Regions from separate parts of the Homo sapiens genome. Here region 2 is linked to region 1. The links are chromatin loops, found by intact Hi-C in ENCODE. Cell type or tissue: PC-3. All regions are shown on one strand. Each heading gives the region's core, and the rest is flanking DNA. Links, peaks and the distances in the headings are about the cores only. Region 1 has its middle 11 kb from the start of ALCAM. Region 2 has its middle 410 kb from the start of ALCAM.

Region 1 (15,511 bases), core at 6,719-14,718:
CACTGCAAATTCATCCTCTAGGAAAAGCAACAATTACGTTGTCTTGACACTTGTGTTGCCAATTACATGTCACAAGTAGCTACTTATATACTGAAAATATATGATTTTTAAAGTTATTTACTTTTTAAATTTGTTAGAAAAAGTTTTGTTGTTCAACATATGCACAGAAAATTATAGCAAACATATCTGTACATTTTAAAATGTAGGAAATACTCTGATGTGATCACCTCTTGGTAGGAAATAGGGCAAAGCCTGTACTGAGTGCCTTTCCCAATCTCATCTCCTTCCTTCCTCTCAAAAGACAGTGACTCGACTCATTATCCTGACTTCTGTGGTTTCATTATCTTACTTGTCTTCAGCTTATCATCCATATAGATATCCTTAAATATTATATTTTCAAATTTTGCCCTTTTTAATTTTATGCAAATGGTATCATCCTGTATATATTTTTGACTAATTTTTTAGCATAGCTATAGCATTAATCTATACTGATGTATAACAGTATTTTATTTTCATGGCTATATATAGTTTTTATTGTATACCCCAATTCATTTATTCAGTCTATTGTTGATAGGTAATTGAATTATTTCCAGGTTTTTTAGTTACAAAAACAATGCTTCTATGTTCTAAGAATATTGTTCTTGAAAAACAACTCCTGGTCCACATTTGGAAACAAATCTCTAGGAATAGAATTGTTCATTACTATCTGCTCCTCTCTTATTTCATAAAAATAAAGGGCTGAAGAAGACATTTACAAGCCTTCTCAAAGCCATTTTTGGCCATGTGACTCAGTTCTTGCTAATGGAGTCTCGTGAAAAGGAGGTAAGACATTTTCTGGTCTAGGCCTTAAAAAATTGATATATACTTTCCGTATTCTCTCTCCCCTTCCCACACTCTGGGACACAGACATTCCTGCAATCCAGCTGATAGACCATGCAAAAATAGACAATACCTAAAAAATGACCAAGTAATGTGATAGAAGAATCATTGATCCTTGAATGACTGTGTAGAAGAAGCCACTTCTAAAACTGGACCATTCACTTGGAACTGTTGTTATGTTAAATAAAACCATACCCATCAGCAGATTATGAGTTCTCATTATTGTAACTACTCCTTCACATTTGGCATTATTAGTCATTTTTATTTTTATAATTTTAGTGAGTGTCAAATGCTATCTCATTGAGTGTTAAGTTACATTTCCCTGACTGCTAATCTTTTTCATGTGATTTTTGCTCGATTTGATTTCTTCTTCTATGAAGCACATGTTTAAGTCTTTGGGCCATTTATCTATTTGATTGTCTTTTCCTTAGTAATTTAGAAGAGTTCTTTATAATTTGGGTGAAAGGGCTAGTCTTCTGTCCATTACATTTTTTGCAAATATCTTTCATTCTCTTTATGATATCTTGGTGAGGTTTTTATCCTAATGAAGTCAAATGTGTTAGATTCTTCTTTTATTTTTTGTGCTTTCTTTCTTGTTTTGACAATGCATAAGAAATTATTTTCTTCCCCAATATAATAAAGATTTTCACCTAAGTTCTTCAAAAAGCTTTAGGCCATTACCTTTTGAATTTAGTTCATTAGTTGACTCACTTAAGTTCTGATATGCTTTTTTCCACAGAAGAGTAAAGGGTGGAGTTACAACTGGCAGATGGGAATTCCAAATAATCATGGGTGTGCCTATGAGCATTTGTAGTTTATGTGAATACCATCATTCATCAGTATTGAGAAGGGAAAAATGAAGTTTGTGAAGAGCAGGTTGAAGGTATCATCTCCAGAAGTTTCCTTAGTGAGATTTAGTGGGAATAAATGCTAGACATTGGTGTTAGACACATTCTTAGTTACTCATGTACAGAACAGGCTAGTTCATCAGTGATTCATATGAAAGAGACATGGAGTTCTAACTTTTGGTTAACAAGCTAGACATGCCCCCAACAACGTGACAAGGTTGCTAAGAAATCTAATGAAATCTCAGCCTCCATTAAGAATACAATGTCCAGAACTCGAGAGATAATATCTCCCCTGTGGCTTGTACTAATTAGATAACAATTAGGCTCTTGCATCAAATTTCAATGCTACTCTTGAAGAGGTACATAGGCAAACTGGAGTTTATCACAAGAGGAGCAGTCAGGTTGGTGTCAGGGTGGGAAACCACTGTGTGTGTGTGTGTGTGTGTGTGTGTGTGTGTGTGTGTATACATATACAACAGTTGATGTGACTGGGAAATCTTAGAATGCAATCGAGTAGACGTTGATAGGCCATAATAATTGTGTTTAAAAATTTTAAACATTGCCCTATCAAAGAGGTGACACATATTTTGTCTATATTTCTCTAAGTAAACACCAAGAACCAATGGACAGAAGTTATAAGGAAATAGACTAAGTCTATTAAAAAGAATCTTAATAGCAGTTGGAGAATTTGTCTTAAAAAGAACTGATTAACTCAGGAAAGTAGTGGTCTCCTTCCCCAATACTGATGGCACTGAAATGGAATCTGAAAGATAATTTATCAAGGATGTTACTGGTATTAGCTAATATGTATTAGTGCTTACTACTGACAAGGAATATTCCATGCACTCTGCCTGCATTTTCCCATTTAACCCTCACAGCAGCCCTAGAAGATGAGAACTACTTTGTCATTATTCTCTACATAAAGAGTTTGAAGTTTAAAAGGTTAAATAATTGCCTTTGTAAAAGGCAGAAAGCACATCTATCTTGTGTTCAGAGAGAGAGTTCTCACCCACACTGCTTCTCACTTGTCAATCCTGTAAAAAAGATTTGCTGTACTGGGAGAGAAGCCGTACTGTGTGTCCATCCAATTCTGAGGCTACTTGATTCCAACAAAATTGAAATATATTATCTTGGAAGCTAAAACAGTAACGAAAGTAGACAGTGGAAGAAATGGGAAAAGGGACAGGTAAAACTTAATAAGGAAGGGAAAAGTCTGGAAAGATTGTATGTGCAAGGCACTGGTCCAGGGAAAATACATTCCTGGCTGATCGTAGACAAGGGATATTGCCTGAAGTTTATATACACGTGAGAGCAAGGTGATGAGGAGTAGAAGGCAGTAAAGACATGAGACTCATAAAAATTTTTCTTGCCTTAGCAGAGGCATCATTTGGCCATGTCATATGAGGTTCCAAACACTGCATTTTGTTAATAGTCAGAAAGAACTAAGGAAAACAAAGAAAGAATTTCATTTCCCCCATCAAGTATCAAGAGTCTTGCAATGAGCTTACTTTCATTATTTTTCTTGCAAGTAATTAATACCACTCTTTCCTTACAGAAAGCATTCGCAGAAAGATGGTAATTAGATCCAAATGGACAATTTGTAAGGAGTCATTCATGAACGGCTTGATTTAACAAATATTTATGGAGTGTTTACTATTTGTGAAGCATTTTTCTAGACACTGGAGACACAGCAGAAAATAGTATTCCCCTACTCCTAAAAATAATTACCCCTAAAAATAATTTCCTATATTTTTTGAGTGTATTTTCTGTGGCAGAAAGGCAACACACAAAAAAGATGAACATGTAAAATTTAAGGTATGCTAAATAGTCATAAGGGCTAATGAGAAAAATAAAGCAAAGAAAGTTGGTATATATGGAGAATTATTGAAATCGTATAGGATTTTAACCAAATATGCAAATTAAAAAGAAGAGAAGGAAAATGGTCATGAAAGGGGGATGTGTTGAGGCTCATGTGGATTTAGTTCATGCTTATGAATCACAAGTATTGTGAAAGGTCTTGTAGCAAAATGAAAAGGGCATTAGACACATCACTTCTCTTATTTTATCCTCATTTCCTCATCTTTAAAATGGGAATTCTAATATTAGACCTGTTGGCCACAAAAATGTGGATGTGTGTCTCTAATGAGTCATTGAATATGAATGCAGTCTTCAAAATGTAAAAGAGTATATACATGTAGCTTCATCTTATCACAAAAAATAATTTATATTTTCGATCCCCTCTTCTTCTCTGGGTCTCTGAATATATATGTGTGTGTGTGTGTGTGTGTGTGTGCATGTGTGTGTGTGTGTATACACACACATATATTTATATATATATACATATATAGTCACAGATGTGTGTGTATATATATATATATATACACACATATGTAAAAATACAAATACAGACAAAAAGAAAGAAGGAAGAAGAGAGGGAAGAAATTTTCTATTGAAAGAAAGAAAGATACACACATATGTTGGTCCAGTCCATCTTATAAGTCATACAATGTATCTAGTACAAACATTCTGACAAGGAATAAGCATATCTGTGGTGGAAACCCAATAGTAGGGTTCTTCGAGTCTCTAAACAGACTAGGGGCAACAGAATTCTTCTGTATTTGGGTCTCCCTGGATTACTGAAGACTTTGCAGGGCTCTTTTAATCACCTCCTGAAATGCTGGTTTCCTTCCTCCATCCAAGAGACTCGACAAAATGGAACTTGTCAACTGTGCTTACGGCAATAAATCTCCTTTCCAGCATTTCTCCTGACATTCTAATGCCTTCCTGAACATAATCAAAAGGTCATTTTCCACCTGTATTCATCTTCTCCAAGCTGCCTTATATTTCTGCAAATCCAAGTTTCAACAAGTTTGATTTCATTCCTTCTACAGTATTTTATTTGCTTTAACCAAGCTAAAAATCCCACTGTCACCCTATGTTGTACTCTAATAGCTTGAATGGGGATTATACTTTTTTGGCTGACTGTATAATGTGGATACATTTTGAAAGCTGAACTGCTCCTTTTTCTTGAATGACAGAGAATTAAATGCTACCTTTCAGATATTGCCAAAGGATTTCTTATGATTTTGTTTCCCACATCAATTCAATAACTTTCTATGTATCAATTGTGCAGAGATCAGCGTTCTCACCTACATACAAAACAATCCCCCAGAAGCCCTCAGACTTGAACAGGCCTTTCGCTGTGCAATCCACTCAGCTGTAGTCATGCATTTCACAACCCTGTCCACAGTTTCTAGAGGAGCAATTCTATTATCAGAATTTGCGAACTTATGCATTCTTGATTGCTGTGGATTTCTTTTTAACTAGAAACAGTTGTATTTAATTTTGGTAGGTTCATATTATTGATTTAAGTGCAATCATCGTTTCTAAACAACACTATCAAGAATACAGTGCCATTTATAATATACGTTTATTGGGGTGGAAGGTACCAGGAATATCCCCAGAAAAATATATGGGAAAACCTTGGACTTCATCTTGCCAGTGATAATGGCAAGAGACCGGCCTGTATTTGCTAATTTTGTTTAACATATTTGTGACACTCATCTACCTAAGTCAGTCTGTCCACTTCCCTGAAATGAGTCAGCGGCTTATGATTTATTAACAAGGCAGGGCTTTGGCCTTTCACTTGGAGGAACAGAATCCCAGGACGATCTGCGGGAACCACAACCTCACCAAGATCTCCTCTACACAAGGCAGGAGCCATAGTTTACCCGGGGGCCGGTGTCGCCTCAGCCTCCTCCGGGAAAGCTCCGAGACAGCGCATCCAGAGCTAGAGCGCCGCCCACCCAGCGGTCCTGGGTCAGCTCCGCGGGATGCAGGACAAGGGTCCTCGGCCATCGAAATCACTCTCCGCTCATAAAGACACGGTTCCTTGTAGAGGAAGGATTGGTGTACCATTTGGGACCCTCCCAATCCCCCAGAAGTATCAATGGCCCTTGCTCCGAACCGCCGGGTGCGGAGACGCACGACAGAGCAAGTGCCCACTGAGAAGAGCAGCGGAGAGAAGAGGAGAGAGAAAACCAGGAGGGAGAGACTGAGCCCGCTTCCCCGCCTGTCGGGTTTCGGGACCAAACGCATCTCGGGCTGCTGGGCCCCGGAAGGACGCAAACCTCGGGCAGCAAAGGAAAAAGACCTCCCCCTCGCGGGCCCTGGGGCTGAAGGAAGAACTCGGTTGGAGGAAGGGAGGAGGAAAAGGAAACGCTCATCTTTTCCCGTTTTGTTTTATGTTTTGGTTTGGTTTGATTTTTCCTCCACTGAGCGCAAAACAGAATCAGCCGCGACTCTGGCTGGCCTGGAGAGCATCCATTATTTAATGAAAAACAAGAGATCATTTTTTTTCTTCTTCTTCTTTGAAATAAGTTCAGCAGCACTTCCCTCTCCCTCTCCTCCGTTCTTCTCCCTTGCCCAATTTACCCTCTCCACCATTTTTACCGTTCCCATGAAATAATTTTCCTCAGGTTTTATGTCTCGTGTATCAGGTTTTCATCTGCTCAAATGCCTTCAGAACATACTATTCCGCTAATGTGGACTTCCACTCCCAATGTTCCAGTCCTTTCCAGTCCAGGGATTTCTTTAATAGGTGAGGTTTGTCCTTCCCTTCCTTGGCCCTGTAACAGGAACACACATTTTCATTCCATGCCACTTGCATTCCAAACCCTTGCTGAGTTGCTATTTTGCCTGCAGGCTCTCAGAGAACATCAAAGGAATTTGGCTTTGACTGTCTTTAGACCCTGGGTTGGTCCCTATGGTGGAGCTGCTCTCTAGATTTGGAATCCGCACATCTTCACTCTTTTCTTTAAAGCCTATTTCAGTCCCCAGCAGTAAAACCATGTAAAATGCTGAGGCAAAGCTGTGAAGGAGGTTAGTTTGACTTATATACTTATATTCTGCACCTCCAACCCAGCTGTTGCCATTTTCTCTCCCCCCTCTTCTTTTTTCCTCATCTAATTTCTCCTCTTTGTTAGAACTTGAGTTTCTGGCATCCAAAAAGTTAATTCAACTTCCTTGAATCAGATATGAGAAAAGAGCTGGAATTTGACATTTTGGCTGTGTTGTAAAGTTGTATCACACAAGCATTCATTCAGCAAACATGCATTGAGCACTTACTATGGGCTAGACATTGAGAAGAGGCCAAGGTGCTAAAAACATAAATGAGGTTTCTATTGCATCACCTTCTCTCCTCCCACTGCCTTACTATCTCTTCCATTATAGCCATCTTTATCATCACCATTTTTTGTAATATTAACTAAGTCCTTAATATATGCCGGACATTGACGTAGGAGCTTTACATGTGTTTTGTCATTTCAATAATATAAGGATTATCTGAGATCAGCAGCATATTAGCTCCATTTTGTAGGTGAGAAAACTGAGGATTAAAGAAGCTAAGAAGCTTCCTCAAATGCACACATCTAACATGTGTTGATGCAGGGGGTTGTAAACCAGACAGTCTGACTCCAGACTTGTGGTACATCCCTTCTAAGGAGTCACTGTTTTAGTGGAGGAGTCAGACTTGTAAACAGATAAATGTATCAAAGAGGTAAGTGCTAAAGCTGTAGAAATACAGTGGCAGCAGTGACTAACACTGCCTAGGGGAATCAGGAAAGGCTTAACAGACAATTTGACATGTGAGGTGGGTCTTGAAATATGAGTGGGAGTAACCCAGTCAAAGGGATGGGAGTGGGAGGTACATTCAGGCTGAGGGAACCACATATGTAATTAAACGGTTGAGAAAGGCTGCCATGGTATGTTTAGAAAACAGTGAGTGAAGCGTAGAGTTCATGACAGAGTGTTGTGATATGGTTTGTGAAACCAAAAAGGGGCAAATATACAACTAGGGGCAAGAATGTCAAGGACTCTATAGATCTTGCTATTAAGTGTAGCTTTCATTGTGAAGATTAAATGACTCCAGCAGAGATTTTAAAGAAAGGAAGTGACATAATCAAATTTGTCTGTGTCTGTCTGTTTGTGTTAAGATGAGCAGGGGAAGTCTGGAGAATAAAGAGAAGAGCCAGATGGCAGGGACACTGGTTTTAAACTTGCTATATAGATATGAGAGGTGATGAGGGCCTGGGCTGGGAGTAGTGAAACTGGAAAAAAGGGATTTTTGCTTTCCAAAGAATATTGGCAATAAGACTTCTGTTTCTGGAATAAAAGGCTTTAGGTACAAAGAATTTCATTCAGAACAAGGAGGCCTCTTAAGAGAGCACCAAACCAGCCCTCTTCCTTTTATAGGTATAGTTAAAGTCTATGAAGCTTAGGAAGATGAAACCACGCAATCAACTAGTGGAAGAATAACAGCCACCTTTTATTCAGAGACTACTATTCACACATTTAACATTCTGTAATACATTTGACCCACATAACGACTTTTCAGGGTAAGTACAAAGCTACTCTTAACTGCGCTCAACAGAAGAGGAAGCTAAAGTCAAAAAGTTGATGAAGGCTACACAGATAGAGACAGAACAGGGATTTAAAATTATAGTTATCTAATCTCGCAATTTGTGTAGTTTTTATATGCCATGTGCTGAGATTGAAATTTAGGCATCCTTACTCTTAAACTCTGGTTCTCTTCACTAGTCATTGATGCCTTTATACTCTGTTAAATGCATTTCAAGCATCACTGGGCACACATCCCTGACTGTCTGCCTACTCTACCAATATGCCCTAAAGCAGAATTTATTATGGATTCATTGCCTACCAAACACACTAAACAAAATATAATGATGATCTTTTTTAAAACTTGAGGGGTTTTAATGGTGAAAGACAGAGCAAATATAAATGATATTAACATGCAACTACAGACATAGATAATCGAAACTTCCTATGGCTTAGACATGAAGGATTAGGGGATATTGAGAAACAGCTAAGGTTTATCAGCACTTTCCTGTCCCAGTGACTTTGCATGTATTATTTTATTTGAGAAAACTGACTTGGAGAGGTGAAATAACTTTCTCAGTGTCACACAAATTCTAAATAGGTAAGCCAGAACTCAAACTCCAGTTTATCTGACACCAAACTCAGGCCGTTATGCACTGTGTTGCTGCTGTTACAGTGGCCAGTGAAGACAAAAGTCAGCTCCATGGACCATATTGTACTAATAAATGTTTAACAACCAGCACTCAGAGAAAAAGCCTTTATTTGTAGTATTTGGCAATTTCCAATTTCTGCAGGGCATAAATAATGCCACAGTGGCAGATTTCAAGCTGCCAACATGACATCACTGGAGGCTGCATTGAGAAGAGATGTGCACAATCAGCTCTGGAGAGCCTCCAGCATACAATTGTACCATGGAGGAAGAGATGCTGGAGCAATATTTTAGAGGCAAAGTGGGAGAGTAGGTAATTTTTGGAGAAAGCTGGGATAATGAATAAAGGCTGGAGCAGGGATTGAATTATTCTTCAAATAATTATATTTGAAGAAGATAGACAGATTAAACTAAGTGTGGTTAGACCAAATGAAAAGAATGACTTAGGATTGGCTGAGGGCAGCTCCTTCCTTAAAATGACCATTCCTAAGAGTTGGCAATTTTCTTGAAGAAGAAGACCAAAATATTGATTTATTCCATCTGAAAATGTTTGTAGGCACTTGTTTTGATGACTGCAAAAACTGAAAACATACCTCAAAGATTGAAATCAGGAATAGTTGAATACAAAAGATTAACTGATATGAATTTCTGGCTATTAATCTACTTTTTTGTTTCTTTATAGCAAGGATGACAGCAAACTGATGAAGTTGGTATATTGATGGAAAAATTTATAATAAAATTTAAAAGAATAACTCACCTTCAAAACCTGCTTGTATTGTCAAACTGTTTGAGTGTACCTTATATTGACCTTGTATCCAGGGGAAATAAATGTATTTGCAAATACTTCAGATATCTATTTTGTCACTTTATTTCACATCTTTCTAAGTATAAAACAACACCAGTGCTTCCGTTATTCCCCACATAATTAGATAATGCATAGGATAGTAAGGAGAAAAAAACATTATCTGGTACCTGCAAATAATGCGCTCTTTCCCTCTGAGCTGATAATCTAGCCCTTTAAAATAGGAAAGGATGAAAATAAAATTAGGTTTCCCACGTTGCAGTATATTTCTATTTTCCCCCCGCTAATCAAAAGGTCCCTGTTGTGCACAATCTGGATGGAAAAGCCTATTAGTCCTAAGAATCAAGTAAAAATAATATAAGGAAAATGAAGTGGATGTCTGTCATTTTTGTGTGCTCACTGGGGAATGATTTTCTGTCCCTGTGATTTTGAGGTGCTGTCAAACATGATGCCCTCCTGCTCCCTGACTACAGGGGTGGACACAAGACTACCTGATCAATCATGGTACTGGATCTTCTTGTTCACAGTAAATTGCTCAAAAAATGGACCGAGTCAATCAAACCTTTTCCATGAAGTTTTCTCTGTCTTAAGGATTTCAGTTTCTGTGGCTATAAGCTCAGATCCTCAGGTAACCATGTTTTCAGTAAAGAGGAAGGTGGGCTGTAGCAAAGGAAATTGAGAAAATAAAGACAACCAGAGGCACGTGGAGCTAAAATGTGGAAAGAAGGACAAAGACCCTTGAAAACTTTGCTCAAATGCCTGGCTCCTGCTATGCTTCAACAAATACACACTTCTGGAATTTCTGGTGATTTAAATCAGTAAGTCCCCTCCTCATCTTTTTGGTTTTTTTTAGATGGAGTTTCGCTCTTTTTGCCCAGGCTGGAGTGCAATGGTGCGATCTTGGCTCACTGCAACCTCCGCCTCCTGGGTTCAAGCAATTCTCCTGCCTCAGCCTCCCATGTAGCTGAGATTACAGGTGCGCACCATCATGCCTGGCTAATTGTGTATTTTTAGTAGAAATGGGGTTTCACCATGTTGGTCAGGCTGGTCTTGAAATCCTGGCCTCAGGTGATCTGCCCACCTCGGCCTCCCAAAGTGTTGGGATTACAGGTGTGAGCCACCATGTCTGGCTCCCATCTTTGTTTCTTTTGCTTAGGCTGTGTAGAGTTGGGTTTTGTTGCTTTCATTACAAAAACCACAGAAAAAAAAAATTCCTTACCTGAGGACAAACTCCTGCAGGCTGGCCGGGATTATACAAATAATGTCTCCTTAACTTTTAAAATAATGTCTCCTTAACTTTTAAGAAAAGGGGGAAGGAGGTGGTAGTGGGAAATTACTAAGAGCTAAATTTCTTTCTTGGCCTATATTCTAAGATAAGCTAATTTATTCTATTTTTGTTTCTCTGACCTATGACTCATCTCTCTTTGGACATCTCTTTCTTTCATTGGCACACAGACCACAATACATTCACTGCTCATTCTTTGATTCATAAATTATCATGGCTTTATTATTTAGCTCAACATGGTAAGTCTTAACAAAACGGGCCAAAGATAAGGCATTAAGCTGGGAAGAAAAGAAAGGAGAGAAGAGATGTTGATCATTTTCAAACTGGAAGGACAAATCATCACTAGGAAAAGTTACTTCAACTTAAATTTCACAGCGGGAATTTATGCAGATGGGGTAGAGCTACCTCAGGATAGAGTAATTTGGGAGTTTTTCTGAGTCCTTCTGGGAAGATCTCAGGAGCTGGAGGCAGTAGGAGGGAAGGCTTGAGAATAGAAGATGACTCAGCTTCTGGTGTGGGACAAAGCTACTGATATGAGTAACTAAGGCCCACCTTCTCAGTCTGGCTAAATGATGTGATTCCCACCCTGTATGTGCATCTCAAGCTTCCCCTTGGCGTTCCTTTAGCTTCAGAGGCTACATCTAGTGTTCATTTAATCCCGGCCTCGATATTTGCCTCAGTCCTGAAAAATCCAAGGAATAAACATGGACTATGCACTTCTTGAAATGTCTTTGATTCTAGAAAAATTAGTTGAGAAGTACACCATTTGTAGATTCTGTGCGTGTGTGTGTGTGTGTGTTTGTGTGTGTGTGTGTGTGACAGGGACTGGCTCTGTTGCCTAGGCACTATCACAGTTCATGATTCACTGCAGCCTCCACTTCCTGGGCTCAATCAATCTTTTCACCTCAGCCTCCCAAGTAGCTGAGACTATAGGTGCACACCAACATACCCTCCTAATTTTTTGTTTGTTTGGTTGGTTTTGTAGGAACTGTAGGAACGAGGTTTCCTTATGTTGCCCAGGCTGGTCTCAAACTCGTGGGCTCAAGAGAGCCTCCCAAAGGGTTGGGATTATAGGTATGAGACACTGCAACTGCACCAGTTGGAAATTCTTTTCTAATTGGATACATTAACCACTCTTGCATAGGATGTTTCACTCTGTAACTTGGATGCCATTCTCCATAGTAAGACAAATAATTTTCCTTATGAGGTATATCAGTTAACTAGTTTTAACAGCATTTTAAAACCAGAAGCCAAGGTCTGAAATAATTTCATCTACCTCCTTACCATCTAGAACACATCACAGAATTCTGGTGATTTCAATGAAAGCATATACATATTTATAAATCTTTTTATGCATTGGCTTATATAACTGTTTTATATGTATTGCATTTTCTCACAAGCTTTTCACCTTGAGGTACAATTATTAAGTGAATTTCTTTCCCTTACAAAGAAAAGTAAACACATTAAACACCTCCACGTAATGTTAAAATGCTGGACATTAAATTAAATTAAATATTTGTCCTATAGCACTGTTAGCTGAATAGGTTATGAATCATCTATGTTTGTGGAATACATTGCTTAGAATTATAATTTTGCCAAATTCACCCTGTAAAGAACAAAGTATAAAGAACACTGAGGCTTAAATTCTTTAATACTTAACTAAGTCTGTAGACTTTGCAATATTGGTACTGCATCCATAATCATGCCTTAGTGAAATGTTATACAGAACATCATTCAGAATGTTTGCTCTGAAAAGACTTTGGATAAATGTGCCGTATTTGAAATTGATTAATGGTGTCTGATATGCATCCAGTCTTCTTATTATCCCAAGAATTTGACTTAAGTTACAGGGTATCTTGTATATTTACCCTACTTGAAAGACATAATTTGCATTTAAACAAGAATGGTGCCCATAGCTGTGTTAATTTTGATTAAGTGTTCTTCCTCCCGGGACCTCAATTACCTACCTCATATGTTATATGAGGTAGTTACATTATTCCAGTGGTTTATCTAACTGTCCTGGAAACCCTTAGAGTGTCTACAGGAGGAGGTGAAACCTCAGGCTGCTTACAAAGATTCAGCCCAAACAGCCCCACCTCTAACAGCTTATTAATTACCTTGCACAATAACTCATGTATTCATGAACCTGACTTTTTGAATCCAATAGTGTCTACTATGTGACTATTTTAAACATATGGAAGAATGTAAAACAGACACAAACTTCTGTCCTCATTGAGATTTCATTCTAGTAGAGAGACAGACAATAATCAAACTACATGAGTTAAATGGATATTATGCTATATGGTGATAAACTCTATGGAGAAAAATGAAGCAGGAAAAGGAATTTGGGGGCTGGGACTGACAGTTTAAATACTTGTTTATGGAAGGCTTCAATGAGGAGGTAAGCTACCGTAATAACTTGGGGAAAAGAGTTCCAAGGAGTGGAAAGAGCAAGTGCAAAGGCACCGATGTGGGAGTATGCAAAGTACATTTAGGAGCAGTGAGGAGACTACTATGATTTGAATAAATTGAACAAGGGGCAAATATAAAACTGGACTTCAGAGTATGCATGTATTAGAAGAAAAAGGGTTGCTTTTAAGCATTGAAAACAGTTCACTTAAGATACTTCTAAGGCCCTGAAAAGCATTAAAATTCTAAAGTTCTTTCTTATAATATATGATCAGTGATCCTTGACTCCATGTTATTAATACTTCTTTTTTTGTTAATCAATAATAGAGTTTTTGCTCCTTAGGGAGCAAAAACATACATTTGTCCAACCATCGTTTGTTAATACTTTCCTGTGAACTTAACTATCTTACTTAAGAGGAAAATAGTATGGAAAATTGGGGCCTAGTAATTAATTAATTAATTAGACTTTCTAGAAATCCATTAGATCCAAAGTGACTTTTTTGCTTTAGAAAATCAAATATATATTATTTTCATATTTTTACAGTCATTATATATTCACCTCATATTCCTGAATAGAACTATTGCAGATCATAATGGGTAATAAATATATATCAAAGAAATTAGAGATAACTCTGGGAAACTTCTTGAAAATATATAATTCAAGTTGGAATTTCTTTAAAGGCATCAAACACTTAAATAGCCATACCTTGAGTCATTTTCTACTTACTCAAAACTAAAAGACCTGCTTATTTCAGTTGAAAGTGGGAAAACTTTGAAGAGAAATCCTCAAGTTAAGGGGTAAACCCAGACTCTTACACTTTTTGTATGTAAATTTATACACTTACTGAAATCACCCACAAATTATGAGTTTTTAATACACTGAGAGTTTTTGAAATTCATTTAATATAGTGTAAGTTTCATAGTCAAATAGCGTAGCTAAATTCTTTCTTCATTCCTCATGTCTGAGACAGGAAGGAAAATGACTAAGTGGATTTCTAGTTCAACTGAAATAGCTATGTATTTCTTTTTGTACCCAGACTGAACATTCTGTGAAATAAGAACATAATGTTTATCATAGACTTTGAAAGTTTTTACTCTCCTGAGCTTCAGTGATATGTCTTTATTAGCTGGCATTATTGAAAAGGTGAGTTGCAGAATTGTATTAATTCATTGACAGATGATACTGTTAACAACTGAAATTAAACAATAAAATTCAATGGACTTGGGAAGAGATATACCCAGAGGTCCTCCATGTGTATTTAATACAATAACTTTGGAAATCATTTACTTAAAAACAACTTGGAGTCTAGAATAAAACAGAATTTTATATTATACAGATGTAATCTCTGTGCCTCTTTAAGATTGTGTTTCTTCCTAGACTTAATATAAATCCCACTTAGGCCCTTATTTCAATCTTTGTCATCAGTATATTAGCCTAAGCCCTAGCTTGATCACCTAGAACCTTTACTAATCAGGTTTCTGTGCTCAGCATGGGCCACTTTGTTTTATTCTAATTGATGGCATATAATTTTAGTACAGCCTTTCTTCTGTAGATTGTTTCCTCACTTTATACTTCATAGTTATCACCTTGTTGACTAGGACTTGACTCATTCTTTTTGCCTTTCCTAAACCTTAGTCTGCCTAGACCAATCATTGAAGACCCAATGGAAACCCCTTTCATCTTCTCATATCATGAACCCTTGTAAGATGGTTTGAAGGCTTATATTCCATTAGGTATTTTTCTCACCACTTATCATCCATTCACAAAAATTTATCAAGTGTCCAATCTATTTTTAAGTATGGCTGAACATGCATTCACCGTAGGTGACGCTTGAAGGAGAGAAGAGTGAATCAGATTTGTTGCATGCTCTGGAACTGCATACAATTTTGTTCAAGGAGTAGGAAGGCAAACAAAACACAATGGTATACAGTGGTAGGAACAAATGTTCTCAGCTTCCAAAACTATCTTTGTTGAAATTTCATCTCCAGTGGAAATTTTGGCGGTGCTAATCAGGGGAGAAAAACTACTTCCATTCTTCAAAGGCACACACAATTGACTCGGCTATGTTGTCACATACTGATGGGATTAATATTTTAGTACAGGGAAGGGGTCCTGGCCTGAGCCTTGGGAATCCTGAGTCCTTATCTCAACAGACCGTAAGTAGGAAACTTGCCTCCGGTACCATGTCACTGCTTTTGAGCATATCATCCTGATTGATGATGAATTCCTTTATACTTAAAAT
Region 2 (15,511 bases), core at 2,397-10,396, 410 kb before region 1:
TTGATCTGGCTGTAGGGATGTACCCCAAAGTGCATAGAACTGTGCCTGGTACACATAATAAAGGAGGGAAGGAAGGGAGGGAGGGAGGGAGACCATCACATATATGGAAAAGAGTCTAAAGTGACAGAGTGGTGTTTAATTAATCAGAGTTCCAAATTGATCACCAGTTGTTACTGTTGTTGTTGTCTTCCAAATTCCAGCTCTATTATTTATTGAATGCATGAATGTGGACTTTTTTTGTAAGTTCAAGGGTACATGTGCAGGTTTGTTATATAGGAAGGCTCCTGTCACTGGGGTTTTTTAGGCGGATTGTTTCGTCACCCAGATATTAAGCTGTAACCGTTAGTTATTTTTCCTGATCCTCTCCCTCTTCCCACCCTCCACCTTCCAGTAGGTGCCAGTGTGTGTTGTTCCCCTCTATGCATTCATGTGTTCTCATCATTTAGTCCCCACCTGTAAGTGAGAACATGAGGCATTTGGTTTTCTGTTCCTGCTTTAGTTTGATAAAGATAATGGCCTCCAGTTCCATCCACGTTCCCTTAAAAGACATGATCTCATTCTTTTTTATGGCTGCATAGTATTCTATGCTGTATATGTACCACATTTTCTTTATCTAGTCTAGCATTGATAGATATTTAGGCTGATTCCATGTCATTGCTATTGTGAATAGTGCTGTGGTAAACATATGCATGTATGTGTCTTTATGATAGAATGATTTATATTCCTTTGAGCATATACACAGTAAGGGGTTTGCTGGTTGAATGGTAATTCCAGTTTTAGTTCTTTGAGGAATCACCACACTGCCTTCCACAATGGTTGAAATGAGTGTTCACAACCTCCTGCAGTGTGTAAGTGTTACCTTCTCTCTGCAACCTCACCAGCATCTGTTATTCTTTGATTTTTTAATAATAGCCATTCTGACTGGTGTGAGATGATATCTTATTGTGGTTTTGATTTGCATTTCTCTAATGATCAGTAATGTTGAGCATTTTTTCATATGATTGTTGGCAACATGTTCGTCTTCTTTTGAAAACTATCTATTCATGTCTTTTCCCCACATTTTTTTTTTTTTTTTTTTTTTGAGACAGAGTCTCGCTCTGTCACCCAGGCTGGAGTGCAATGGTGCAATCTCGGCTCACTGCAACTTTCACCTTCTGGGCTCAAGCGATTCTCCTGCCTCAGTCTCCCGAGTAGCTGGGATTACAGGTACATGCTGCTGTGCCTAGATAATTTTTGTATTTTTAGTAAAGATGGGATTTCACCATGTTACCCAGGCTGGTCTTGAACTCCTGACCCAGGTGATCCACTTGCCTCGGCCTCCCAAAGTGCTGGGATTACAGGCATGAGCCACCACGCCTGGCCCTTTGCCCACTTTTTAATGGAGTTTTTTTTCCTTGTAAATTTGTTGAAGATCTTTATAGATGCTGGATAGTACACCTTTGTCAGATACATAGTTTGCAAAAATGTTCTCCCATTTTATAGGTTGTCTATTTGTTGATAGATTTTTGCTGTGCAGAAGATCTTTAGTTTAATTAAGTTTGTCAATATTTGCTTTTCTTGCAATTACTTTTGGCACCTTCATCATGAAATCTTTGCCCATTCATATGTCAGAATGGTATTGCCTAGGTTGTCTTCCAGAGTTTTTATAGTTTTTGGTTTTACATTTAAGTCTTTAATCCATCTTGAGTTGTTTTTTTTTATACAGTGTAAGAAAGGGGTCCAGTTTCAATCTTCTGCATATGGCTAGCCAGTTATGCCAGCATCATTTCTTGAATAATGAGTCCTTTCCTCATTGCTTGTTTTTGTCAGCTTTGCTAAACATCAGATGGCTGTAGGTGTGCAGCCTTATTTTTGGGCTCTCAATTCTGTTCCATTGGTCTATGTGTCTGGTTTTAAAACAGTACCATGCTGCTTTGGTTATTGTAGCAGTGGCTTTGGTTATTGTAGGCGTGTAGTATCCTTTGAAATTGGGTAACATAATGCCTCCAGCTTTGTTCTTTTTGTTTAGGATTGCTTTGGCTATTCAGGCTCTTTTTTGGTTCCATATGAATTTTAAAATAGTTTTTTTTTTCTAGTTCTGTAAAGAATGTCATTGGTAGTTTGGTAGGCATAGCACTGAATCCATAAATTGCTTTGCACAATATGGCCATTTTAATAATATTGATTCTTTCTGTCCATGAGCACGGAATATTTTTCAACTTGTTTGTGTCATCTCTGATTTCTTTGAGCAGTGTTTTGTATTTCTCATTGTAGAGATATTTCACTTCCCTGGTTAGCTGTATTCCCGGGTATTTTTTTCTTGGGGATTGTGTTCCTGATTTGGCTGTCTGACTGACTGTTGTTGGTTTCTAGGAATGCTAGTGATTTTTGTACGTTGATTTTGTATCTTGAGACTTTGCTAAATTTGTTTATCAGCTTAAATAACTTTTGGGCAGAGACTTTGAGGTTTTCTACATACAGGATCATGTTATCTTCAAACACAAATAGTTGACTTTCTCTCTTCCTATTTGGATGCCTGTTGCTTCTTTCTCTTGCCTGACTGTTCTGACCAGGACTTCCAATGCTAGGTTGAATAGGAGTGATGAGAGAGGGCATTCTTGTCTTTCACCAGTCTTCAAGGGGAATGCTTCCAGCTTTTGCCCATTCTATATGATGTTGGTTGTGGGTTTGTTATAGATGGCTCTTATTCATTTGAGGTATGTTCCTTCAATACCTAGTTTATTGAGAGTATTTAACATGAAGTGGTGTTGAAGTCTACCAAAAGTCTTTTCTGCATCTATTGAGATAATCAGGTGTTTTTTTGTCTTCAGTTCTGTTTATGTGATGAATTATATACATTGATTTGTGTATGTTTAACCAACCTTGCCTCCCGGGGATAAAGCCTACTTGAACAATGTTGATATGCCTTTTGATGTGCTGCTGGATTCCATTATAAAATAATTCAGGCAAAGGTTATACAATGGTATAAATGGTAAAAATGATATACTCTGCTCTTTTAATGTCCGACTACAAAGTCAAATAGCACTTCCCTTGAAAATAAATGCATTGATTTTTCTCAAGTATTCCATTCCCCTACATCACTGAAAGAACTGGATGTTAATAGGGAGGTCATGTTTATGTGTGTGAGAGTGGGAGGGACAGACATGTAACTTAATGAGTATGCTTTTGAAAGCTAAATATGTACAAGCTGCATGGGCACTTATTAAAATATCATAGAGACCATATAAAGACCAGATGTGATGACAGTACAAGGGAAAACAAAAAGGGATCCAAAAGTTCCTTTAAGTTTGTAAAAATTTGTTAGAGGGTTTCAGAAATAAAGTATACTGAATATCAAAACAAAGAGGTGTACCTAATTTTTGTAATATAACGAAAACTTTGACACAACAGAATATGAAAAATGATAAACCATCTCAAAGAGAGATAAAGGAAAGTGATCCCATTGCTTCAAATTAGCTTAGGTTATTTCTACTTGTTTCAGAATCTGTGCTTCCAAGGAATACTACATATCCAGATGTATCTATTATTTGAAGGAGGAAATGCACTCAAATGTGGACCGATTGAAATAATATGTAGAAGCAGTCTTTAAATAGTAAGACAGACAATCACTAAGTATTCAGAATGTGTTGCAGTTGAAGTTTAAAAGAAAGTGTCAAGGCATCCCAAGAGAGCAACTAAAGCACCTCATGAAGCAGAGGAAGAAGAAGAAGAGGAGAATGAAGAGAAGGAATAAGATGATAGTAAATAAAGTCATTTCAAATAAAATTAGCACCAATCTTTTTTTATGTGAATAACTTAGAATAAGAGAAACACCAGAGATAAAATACTTTAGTTTTGAGATGTTTTCTATTGGTCTCATTAAACATAATTTCAAAGTTGAATTATGATGCATTATATTTCAGATCATGTGAGTAGAGAACACAATACAGCCATGCTTTCCGAACATTTTATATAGTGTTCTAAACATTAAAAAAATCAAGGGATGTTCTTTTTTCATTCTGTACTAGTTCTTTTTCACGCTGCTAATGAAGACATACTTGAGACTGTATAATTTATAAAGAAAAGATGTTTAATTGAATCACAGTTCAGCATGGCTGGGGAGGCCTCAGGAAACTTACAAGCATGGCAGAAGGGGAAGCAAACACGTCCTTCTTCACATGGCAAAAAGGAGAAGTGCCTAGCAAGAGGCGGAAGCCCCTTATAAAACCATCAGATTTCAGGAGAACTCACTCACTATCATGAGAGCAGCAGCATAGGGGTAACCACCACCATGATTCAATTATCTCCAAGTGGTCCTTCCCACAACACTTGGGGACTGTGGGAACTACAATTCAAGATGAGATTTGGGTGGGGACACAGCCAAACCATATCACATTCTGTGCAGTTTCCTCTTGCTAAACACGGAATTTAAAATGTTTTGCATTTTAATGTTTCTTAGAAATCCAGGACAGTAAATTCCCTCACACGATTTTTAACAGCTAAAAAAATTCTTGGAAACATACTTAGAATTTCAATAAATTAAAAAGGGGAAATTGCCTTGATGTTTATAGCTTTCATAGAGTAACTTTGCCCTTTGAACAAATTAGGTGTAATTATGCCACAGTGATCATTCATTAAGTTTAGAGTCATTATTCTGTATACAGAAAATTTCAATTTTATTTTCATTCTTAGTTTTAAAAAAGGGTTCATCGAGCACAATAATTTACTTGATTTATTTAGTTAAGTGCAGTAATTTTTAAATTAAAATTATAGATCTACTTTAGAAAATGAAGATCCAATTCAGCCATTAGAATTCCAGAGAAAAATTTGTATTTAAAACAATACCTAAGCTGGGTGTGGTGGCTCACACCTGTAATCCCAGCAGCTTGGGAGGCCAAGACAGGCAGATCACCTGAGGTCAGGAGATTGAGACCAGCCTGGCCAACATGGTGAAACCTTGTTTCTACTAAAAATAAAAATAAAAAATAGACATCTGTGGTGGTACACACTTGTAATCCCAGCTACTCGGGAGGCTGAGGCAAGAGAATTGCTTGAACCCAGGTGACAGAGGTCACAGTGAGCCGAGATCCTGCCACTGCAGTCCAGCCTGGGTCCAGAGCGAGACTCCATCTCAGTAAATAAATAAATAAATAAATAAATCCCTATAATGCTAATTTTTGTACATGAAGAATGCTGAAATATTTTTGAAGGTTAAAGATTAGAGTTGCGTTAAAAATACCAATGTGTTTTTATGCCAATACAAGAGCCTAAAAGATAAGGTCAAGAAGAATGTTGTTGAAATTCTTAAGATATAAAAGGTAAATGTGTATGAAAATTGTTTGGTTACAGTAGTGGAATTATGGGTGATTTGTCTATACTTACTTTTTTTTTCTAAGCTTCTTATTATAATAAAATGTTTTTGAAATGTAAAGAAAACACATTTTTTAAAAAAAGTCATATGTTTTAACTCTTTGTGAGTAGCTCTAAGCTTAAGACCTAAAGGTTAATTTAGACCACAGGTGTAGTAATAGCCCAGAATACTTTAGGAAATTCAAGCATCAGGTTAGTGGTTGGATGAGATTATCTTTGTGATAGATTTTACCTAGAAAATACGATTTTTGTTTCATACTCAAGAAACAAAGTAATGTTCTTTCCTTTTTCCAGCATATGTATATCTTGTTCTCTTTTCTCTAAAGTATCATTATAAAACATATGCTCTTTGACACTACAGCTTAGAATACCTTTTCTTTCTATTTCTGAAAGATTGTGAAAGAGGCATTCCAAACCACCACCCACATTGGAGTGTTGAAAGTAGTTCGTATGTACCGAATAAACCCAGCAGGACAGAAACAAGATCCTGTACTCAATATGTATCTTTGAACATTTCTGACAAGTAGAAAGAAACTCAAATACCAGCAGAATATTTCCATAAACTAGCTACATACAAACATTTCTACTTAAGAACAAAGCTACCCCCCTTGTTAAAGGTATCCTTGTGCCAGTTACTTTGTTGAACCTCAATTGGTTCTAAAGAAAATATTATCTCTGTAATTCTATCCACTTATTGGATTCTTAAATGCTTTGTCTTCTAGGAGTCAGTTGTTAAAATTATCGGTCTTTCCAGAGTATAATTTTTGTAATCATTTCCTGGGTCAGAAAACAAGCAAACAAACAAACAAACTCCTTTTTCTTATTTGTACCGTTTATTTTTCACTGCCTCTCAGAAGTGGTCACAACAGCGAGGCCTGTTGGTCCCATCACGCCATCAGTTTAATCATTGCTTCTTACTTGTAGAGTGTAAACATCTATATTTCACACGTACCTTCTACATAAGTTATAATAATACCCATAGGGGAGCTGCATAGTTTCAATTATTAATAATAATGTTCTAAGGGAGAAGGAATTTATTTTTGAAGTTAGATTATTTATGTTCTCAGTTGCTACCCACACATTTTGGGAGGTTGGGTTTTGGAGGCATGTTCCCCCAACCCTTGGGAAAAAAAAAAAAACCCTTATTTGTGGAACTAAGATTGTCCAAAATGTAGAGCTCAGCAGTTTCAGAAGTCATATTTAATACTCATAATTTAAAGATGAAAAAGCATGTATCTCCCCACAAAACAATGGAATCTTCTTGCCAACACATATTTCATCAGATATGAATGTGTTTTTAACACAGTAATCCTTATCAAAACCACATTGACTTAATTGTCAGTTATTATTCTGTCCACCTCTGCTTTCCTCCTCTTTTATCATTAGCACTTTTTTGAAAAAGTAGATAGTTTATAACTGGTGTTCTCCATTTGCTATGCACTTTTAAACTAACAAAACAAACAGTGAGTTCCTGGAACAGGTCCTGTCACCACTACTGACCTCAGGCCAAGCCCAGGGAATGTTCTCCTCAGTGAGGAAGCAGCCACTCCTTCCCCTGGGAAATGCCAAGCCAAGGGTATGAATAAACTAAGGGAACTTCAGTCTGCTGAGACAACAAATACTAGTGAATCATTTATTTCATGGCTGGTTCTTTTCCATCTCCCACTCTGTCTTCCATATAAAATAAGAAAGTCATTGTGGTTTCACAGATCTAAATCTACAGTAACAAAGATAGATATTATGACCAAGGATAGTTGATCCAAAAATAACTGAGAAGAATCAGATGACTTGTCAAGTAGTGCAAGAATGTGGTAGTTCCGTGCACGAGATCCATGAAGTGATATAGCTTTTGGACTCTAGACACAAAGTGCATCCTTTACAAAGATGTTGATATCTGAAAGAGGGACTCATGCAATGTCTGTCTAGCAAGAAAAAGTGTTCTTTCATTATAAACGTTAACTTGGACATGGCTTGCAAGGACAAAAGAGAGGTATCAAATTATGTAAGATGAGAGAAAGAAAGGCAAGACAAAACAAAGCATCACCAAAAAAAGTGCAAAATAAAAATAAAGAGAAGGACTCATGATTTCCAACAGAGAATATGATCCATTACGGTCAAATCAATTGTTTACAGTATATCACAGAATTCTAATTAATTAGTTAAGCATTTCATATTTTAAAAACAAATATCGTGTATACTTTTTACAATAGCTGTTAACATAAAGTAGAAATATATCCCTTGACAAAATCTATAAGGCCGTACGTTGTCTCCTTTCATTCTATTTTCCTGTAATCTCACCACAACAAGTTATAATTATATTGAATAAATGGTTAATCTCCAAATAAATTATTCATCTCAAAATATGTTTTCTTCTGTCTAGAATTCCTTGGCCACTCACCCTCACACCTATTTTTCTTTCTCTACCGAAAGTACTTCTACATAATATTAACACAATTTAAATGTTTCTTCCAGTGTAAATGTCTTCTTATATGGTCCTGTTACATACTTTTATTACATGCTTTGTCATCTTGTCAAATAACTGGTGACATGTCTTTGACATCACCTAACGGCGTGAGGCAGGAATCATATTTTATTTATTTTAGCATTTGTAATATTATATACCATATTGAAAACCACATTTTTTGGTGACATGTCTAAGTGATAAAAGTGATTGAAGCATATCTGTTTGGGTACAGTTCAGGCTTGTCAGTAAAAACTACTCTAAATTAATTATTCTATATTCAAAATCTCTTTGGTAAAGGAAAATTAAATTAAAGCTTTCTTCTGATTAAAATGTACAATTATTCTCCCCAGAGTATTTCTTAACATCAAATCATGTTCCTGACATAATTGTCAAGTCCCAAATTATACAAATGTACACATTTTTCTATTAGTGATCAAAGCAAATTTATTTCCTTAAGCAACATGATAGCATATATAACTTAGCTAATTTTAAATTAGATATTATGGAGATACGGAACAACTTTGGAAATCATAAGTGAGCTACTTATGACATAATAACATATTACTAATATTGGCATTTCAACAGTGCATATTTATCTCACTTTGTTATAAAAATTAATTATATTCTTCTTATTCAGATGAAAATACATAGAAGATTTAAAAACTTATGTCTACTTAAGATCTACTCTCTTTGCACACCAAAAACTGTATACAAATGTTTATAGCAATTTTATTCATAATTCCTCAAACTCGGAAGCAATTAAAGTATTCAAGCGAATGGATAAACAAACTGGTACATTTACACAGTGGGATACTATACAGTGATAAAGAGTAGTGAGCCATCTACCCCCACCTTAATAGATACATTTTTAAAAGAATTACAAAACAAATGTACAAACAAAAATAATAAAGAGAAGAACCAAAACACACTATACCCAACAGAGATAAAGAAGTCAGATGGAAAGGCTCTACTATAATTCCACTTAAATGACATTCCGGAATAGGCAAAACTATAGAGATGGTAAAAAAAAATCAGTGACTTTTTGGGGCCGGTGATGGGGCATATCCAATAGGATATTATTCTTTAGGATAGTATAGATATTTTGTAATGTAATGGTAGCTGTAAAGCAAGGGAGGAAAGCCTCCCAAAGAGGAGCTTAGCCCAAGAAGTTTCTTGGCTTTGCCCAGAAAATAATTCAAGGGCAAGTTGGCGATTGAAGAAAAAAGCTTCATTGAAGAGGTAGTATTACAGCTCCCATGGTGTCACAGCTCCATGACTTCTCCTGCAGAGCAAGGCGGCCATGTCTTATGGAAAGCTGCTTCTGCCCTAGCCCTGTTTTAGCTAGTCCTCAACTTGGTCTGGTGTCCAAGCGCCACCTCAGAGTCAAGTCCTGCCTCCTATATGAGATGTATGACAGTATGTTTTTATCAAAACCCATAGAATTGTAAAGCACAGAGTTAAATTTAATGTACACAAATTATAAAAATTATTTGGAAAACTGAGAGACTTCAGAGGATGAAACACACAATGTGACAAAAGAATCAGATTGTACTACCTATGTATAAAACAACTTCACGAAAGAGGATGGGGAAGAGGTATTGCCCTAAGTAACTTTGGAAATGAGTAGACTCTAAGAGTAAATGCAAAATGAACTGTATGTAAGTACTGTATTCTATTAGATAAAGTTGTGCCCCTGAGGAGTGCAGTTTAACAATATGAAACAGGTATATATGCGTACTGGAATTGAATAATTAAGTAAATAAATGCCCAAGGGTAGGAGGTTTTTTTTACTGTTGGAATAGGAAGTTACAGATAAGCAAGAGAAAAAGCTAGAATGACCCACGTGGTAATGAAGAAAGTGGGGCCGGGCACAGTGGCTTATGCCTGTAATCCCAGCACTTTGAGAGGCTGAGGTGGGTGGATCACCTGAGGTCAGGAGTTCGAGACCAGACTGGCCAACATGGTGAAACCTCGTCTCTACTAAAAATACAAAAGCTAACCGGGTGTGGTGGCATGTGCCTGTAATTCCAGCTACTTGGGAGGTTGAGGCAGGGGAATCACTTGAACCTGGGAGGCAGAGGCTGCAGTGAGCTGAGATCGCACCATTACACTCCAGCCTTGGCTACATCACAAGACTCCATTTCAAAAAAAAATAGAAATGGGGAAATATCAGTATAAATTCAGGTTTAGCTTAAAATAGATATAGATGGTTAGTTATATCTAGAAATATTATAGATATATGGATACATCTATGGGTTAGTATACACATATGTATTTCCTTGTTTTTTTCAGCTAAGAGGGCCTAAAAGTAATGACAGCCCATAGCAATGAGCACATCAAGTGATCAGATCTTTGTTTCTAATACTATTGCCCAATTAAGGAAACCAGTTTCCCTTGGAGAAATGGCTAATTCTAGGACTAGAGCAGGAAATAGACAAGATGAGCCTGCAGCATATTGTTTTGCTGGAAAATAAGAAAATATGAAAGAAAGAAAGAGAAAGAGAGAAAGAGAAAGAGAGAGAAAGAGAGAAAGAGAGAAAGAAAAAGGAAGGAAGGAAAGAAGGAAGGAAGAAGGAAGGAAGGAAGGGAGGGAGGGAAGGAAGGATCAAATTGTACTACATATGTATAAAACAACTTCACAAAAGAGGATGGGGAAGAGGTATTGCCCTAAGTAACCTAAGGAAAGAAGGGAGGGAGGGAGGGAGGGAAAAAAGAAAAACTAAAACATATGTCAAAGGCACAAGAACCAACTGAAAGAGTTCCCTATTTTCAAAGTTTGAACAATTTCAGGAAAAATATAAATTAGTATTAGGTTATAACCCATAGTTTAAAATAAATTTTTATGAGTCTTCAGCTTATAATAATGTATTAATAATGAAAAAACAGTTACAAAAATGTTGTCAACCTTGTACTTTCTCATTCTCTTTCTCTTTCCCAACACACGCACACATAGAGCATACACACACTAGTGACACAGGATCCTTTGGGTGCCACTTCACCAGCTGGAAACCTCTGTTGCTGGCAGCGCCTCTGCTCCAGTTTCCCTTGCAATCGCTGGGCTCGCTCTGCTCATTCAGCCCGACGGGCAGCACTCGGCTTGCACTACCAGCCCAGATTTTGTGCCCTCCAAGGGCGCCGAGGGCGAGCCTGGAGCAAAGCAGCAAGGGTTGCAGGGTCCAACTACAGGCACAGCCAGGCACCCCAGCTGCTGTGGTGGGACAGGCAGCTCCAGGCGCCAGCACAAGCACCGGCTCTGTGCGCAGCTGTGTCTGGACCAGGCTTATCAAAAGCAGCTTCTGCCTTGGGCACCAGCATCTAGATGAGGGGAACATGGTGGCGCCCGAAAACTCAGAGACGCCAGCAACTGTCGAGCCCCAAGGGGTGTTACAGCCTTCTGCTCAGGAAGCATTACAGCTCATTCATTCCCGCCTTCCACACACTTCCGCGAACGGAGGCAGGTCCCAGCTCATTTGATCCCGCTTCCCCGCTCTGGCCTGTGGTTCCTGGGCTGGCTTGGTCCCCCCTCTGCTTCCCATCACATGTGGAGGGAGGGAGGGTTACAGTGTTACAGCTCTGGCTCAGGGAATCCTGAGTTCTGGGCCACCTGAATGGTTGCCATTCTTTCCTCCCACAGTCCAGCGAAGGAGAGCATATCACCACCCACAATTTGGCAAGCCGGCCAGGAAGTGTTAAAGCCATTTTTGCTCCCATTGTTCTGCGAATCCCAGGTTCTTGTCCTGGGCCCAAGAAGAATGAAGTTACGTGGACAACCTGAGAGTGAGCAAGGCGGAGAAGAGTTGTATTGAATGCAGAACAGTTCTCAGCAGAGAGGGGACCCAAAGTGGGTAGCTCCTACCCAAAAGCCAGTAGTCCCCCATGTGGCTTAGTCCAGGAGTTTAATGGGCTCAGAATGGGGGAGTGTGTGCTGGTTGGTCCATGGGTGAGCCAGAGAAAAGCACCATTTGATTGGCTAAAAGGCATCATGGAAGTTCTTACTCCAGGTCAAGGACTCTACCCAGAATCTGCAGCTCAGTTTTCAGGTTTCAGGTTGTCTTTTGGCTTGAATGTCGGGTTTTACAGGGGACCTGTCCCTGTCTGCCTAGGAATTTGTCTGTCTCCTGCCACTATCACTAGTGACTCACATAATACATAGAAACTGACATGCTATGGCATTGTTAGTGTTTATTTACCTTCAGTAACTACATGCTTATTTCACTTGAAAAAAGACCTACCCAAGAAGAATTTTGTGTTTATCTAACAACTATTCTATAATAAAGGTTACCTCTAACCCACATCACTTCCAAATATTTGAATTCCAAATTATAAAGACTCAAAAAATCAAGATGATTTTAAAACTTTTTTCCGTATGTTTTCTTTTTAATGAGTCTTTTCAAGTGAGGGAAATTTTGTATGATTTAAAAAATATGTATGGTGATCACAAACACATTTTCTAGTATTCCCAGAAGTACATTTGAATATTAACTATAGGATATTTGAATATTAACACAGAGGTATATTTGAATATTAACTATATTATTCTTTCTAAATCTACCCAATAGTAAATGACTATTTACACATGACTATATTGTTTTAATGTGTGGAAGAAAGGTCTAGAAAAAAATATTAAATTATAAAATTATTTTTTGATGTCTTCAGTTAAAAATTATAGATGAATATCCCAGCTAGTGGATAAGGAGCATAGCCTAAGCTTCCAGTTCCTGCAAAAGTTTAAATCTCTGATCCTTGTCTGTTGTTATCTAATATGTTCATTTCAGAAGCATCTAGTGCAATGAACAGAGTAAGGAGGTAGAGGCCATGTATTATATTGAGGCTGAGGGAATGTGAAAGTTTCAAAACTATTGATTGTGGCATTAAAGAGGTTAGTAAAATAAGTATGCTACCACTAGTGAAGAAACATTATTGAGGTTGTATAGAATTAAGCTTTGGCTCAATTATCCTAAAAACTGGGCTAAAATACTATTAGATTGTAGCACCATTTAATTTAGTGCTGACCCTCCTTTACAGTAGAGCAGATGAAACTCCATGAGAGTTTACAATATTTGAACTGTATGCAAGTAACCCAAGAAGTAATAAATAATTCAATTAAGTGTGCAATAATATTTAAGGCATCCTCCAAAATTTATTATTAGCAGAGCATTTTTATAACCAAATTACTTACACATACACCTGTGTCTGTGTGCATGTGTGTGTGTTAGAAAGAGAGAGAAAGAGAAAGAGGGCTGGAATATGAAAACACTATCACTATACTTATAAAATTTAAACTGTGGAGTTCAGAAATTAATTTCCAAATAACTTCTCCCATGTAGGTATTACTCAATTAATTTTTACCATTAACAAAAGAAATTCAGAAGCCTTCATTTTAACTGGCAAATACAAACATCTGCCAGAATAATATATAATCTTTAATATTTCTTTACTTTTTAACTTACAAGCTCTGAACGTATTGTTGTAATTAGGTACATGCATGAAATAATGTCACTGTCTTAAAATTATAGGAAAAAGTATTTATCATCACATTTCTTAAACAAACAAAAACTCTTGGCGGAAATTGGATGGTATTTAAACATTTTGCTTCGGTTTCTTGATAATCTGACAGCCAAGATGACAGCTCTGATCTTTGGTAGCTGACTACCAAATCTGGGAAATGGAAGCACAGTTCCTCATTTTTCATCATGAAATTTATCAAATTTCAGAGTAAAGTTCCAGATTTTTTGATATTTTTATTCCATCACAAATACATAAAAGACTGCTTTGAAAAGGCCATGATACAAATGAAAAGTGTAAAGGATATCAAATAATTGGCAATGCAATTATAACTGTACATCATTAAAAATAAAACTGAGCCATACATATTGTTGTACAATTGTGATAAATCACTATGAATGTTAATTTTCTGTGTTCTTTGATCTTATTTCTGATAAGTCCAAATTTTTTTAAATTTTATTATTTAAACACTTATGTCTGATACATCAGATATGATTCTCAGCAGTATATACACCTCTGTGAAGCACTACCAACCAACAATGATTATTATTAGCCAAATTTGCAGATAGAAAACTGGGTTTTAGAGAACAGGTAACTCATCCCCATATACTCCCATAGAAGTGATGGAGCTAAGACTGAAATTCAATTAGCCTGTTTCCGAATTAATGTTCTTATCTATTATTTCACACTGCCTCAATTCACCTAGACCCTTATTGATGTTGTAAATAAAATGCAATAATTATATCAAAGCAGATTATTTCTTTATATTAAAATAAATAACTATAGGACAGAATACTTAAGAAAGCACTACTCAGGATAAATATTTAAATTTGAAAATATAAAATGGAGAAGTTATAAAAATTGTTAACAATGATCATTCCTATTATACAGAACATACTTAGCTGTGTTTGAACTAAAAAAATTATTGAATTTTTATATTGCCGTTATATTTCTTGTGACTTCAAGCCTAAAAATTGTCACTTAGTAATAACTTGTTATTACTGTTATTACGTGATTGTGTTTGGCAAAATAATCCTTCCTATCGACTGTGGAATTTTGATGTCTTTCTAAATTTTGCTTTGGGCTCTGTAGTCAATAATTATATTGTAAGTTCAGTGGGCAATAACTATTATAGGAAAACCAGTGACCAGTGAATTATGTTGTATAATTTCTACATACCTATAATATTATTTTAGCAACTAAAAATGTGAAACAAAAATGACAAAGCTCACTTCTCTATTCTACCTAATATATATAGAGAAAAATAACTTTATCTTAATAATTAAATTTGATTTTGTCCCAACAAAAAAGCAAGAAAATGAGTTTTTTTAATAATTTAATTTTTTCATTTTCTTTAGTTTTGACCCATTCAAAATTTCATTATGCTGAATTTACTAACTAGCAGTATTACATACATATTTTTAACATACATGCTGTATTTATAAATATTAAACTAGTAAACTATAATCATTGAAAGGTGGTATTTTAAAAGTATGCAATAAACTTTTAACGAATTACCATTTTTAAAATGTATTTGCATGATCAAAGTTTCTGAAAATGTGACATCTGTTTCCCTGGATGAAATAAAATCATTATAGAATTCCAAACATACTTAAGTATGAAGATCAGCACTGCCTTTTTCTAATTATCCTGGCAAGGTCATCAGAGGTAAGTCGGTTCTATGAAAGAGGCACTGATAAGTTAAATATTCCTAGCTGACTATACCTTTTTCCTGTCATAACCTCTTTGAAACCTAAAGTCATTACTCCTCAGCTACTGAGTATCTTGGAATACTCTTTATTTCTTCTAACTCTTGACAGAACACTTGGTCATAACATCAGATGAAAAAGTTAACTGACACTCTATTCTTATATTATTTAAGGAATGTGGTTTTAGAGAAAGGAAGGTTGGGGGAAAAGGAAGGTAGGTTTAGCCATATTATACTTGACATTCAGATGAAAAAAAATCCAGAAGAGATAGGAGTCACAGGCACAGCAGAGACTGAATGAGTGAGAGGTCTTTCTAATTCAGAATATGCAAAGAGACTGCCACTTGGGGTGAATAATACTGGAGCTGTTTTTCACTTTTGGGGATCCACATTGTTATGCCTATCATGATATAAAGTATGTGCCCTAATAAAAATTTTTTAATTCCTTCTAACAGAATCAAAGAACCAGTCTCTTCAGAAGTCTT

The links. Hi-C counts contacts between places; a loop is a spot of excess contacts. Peaks named below come from ENCODE experiments on the same cell type or tissue, not always from the same donor. Only the 100,000 strongest peaks of a DNase experiment are listed, where the experiment ranks them.
Region 2: a loop joins it to region 1, with 8 times the contacts of the local background. A loop is called at or near these places in 7 of 110 quality-filtered maps.

What each region holds. Positions count from the first base shown.
Region 1 is chr3:105,348,227-105,363,737 of GRCh38, forward strand. No RefSeq gene overlaps it. Among named protein-coding and RNA genes, the nearest start is that of ALCAM, 11 kb to the right of the region's middle. RefSeq lists enhancers at 5,052-5,870, 5,459-5,548, 5,589-5,738. In PC-3, for the core only: no CTCF peak of the experiment used is centred there; DNase peaks (open chromatin) are centred at 7,305, 11,025 and 14,235; H3K4me3 peaks cover 610 bases; H3K27ac peaks cover 5,331 bases.
Region 2 is chr3:104,945,796-104,961,306 of GRCh38, forward strand. No RefSeq gene overlaps it. Among named protein-coding and RNA genes, the nearest start is that of ALCAM, 410 kb to the right of the region's middle. In PC-3, for the core only: no CTCF peak of the experiment used is centred there; a DNase peak (open chromatin) is centred at 6,926; H3K27ac peaks cover 2,592 bases.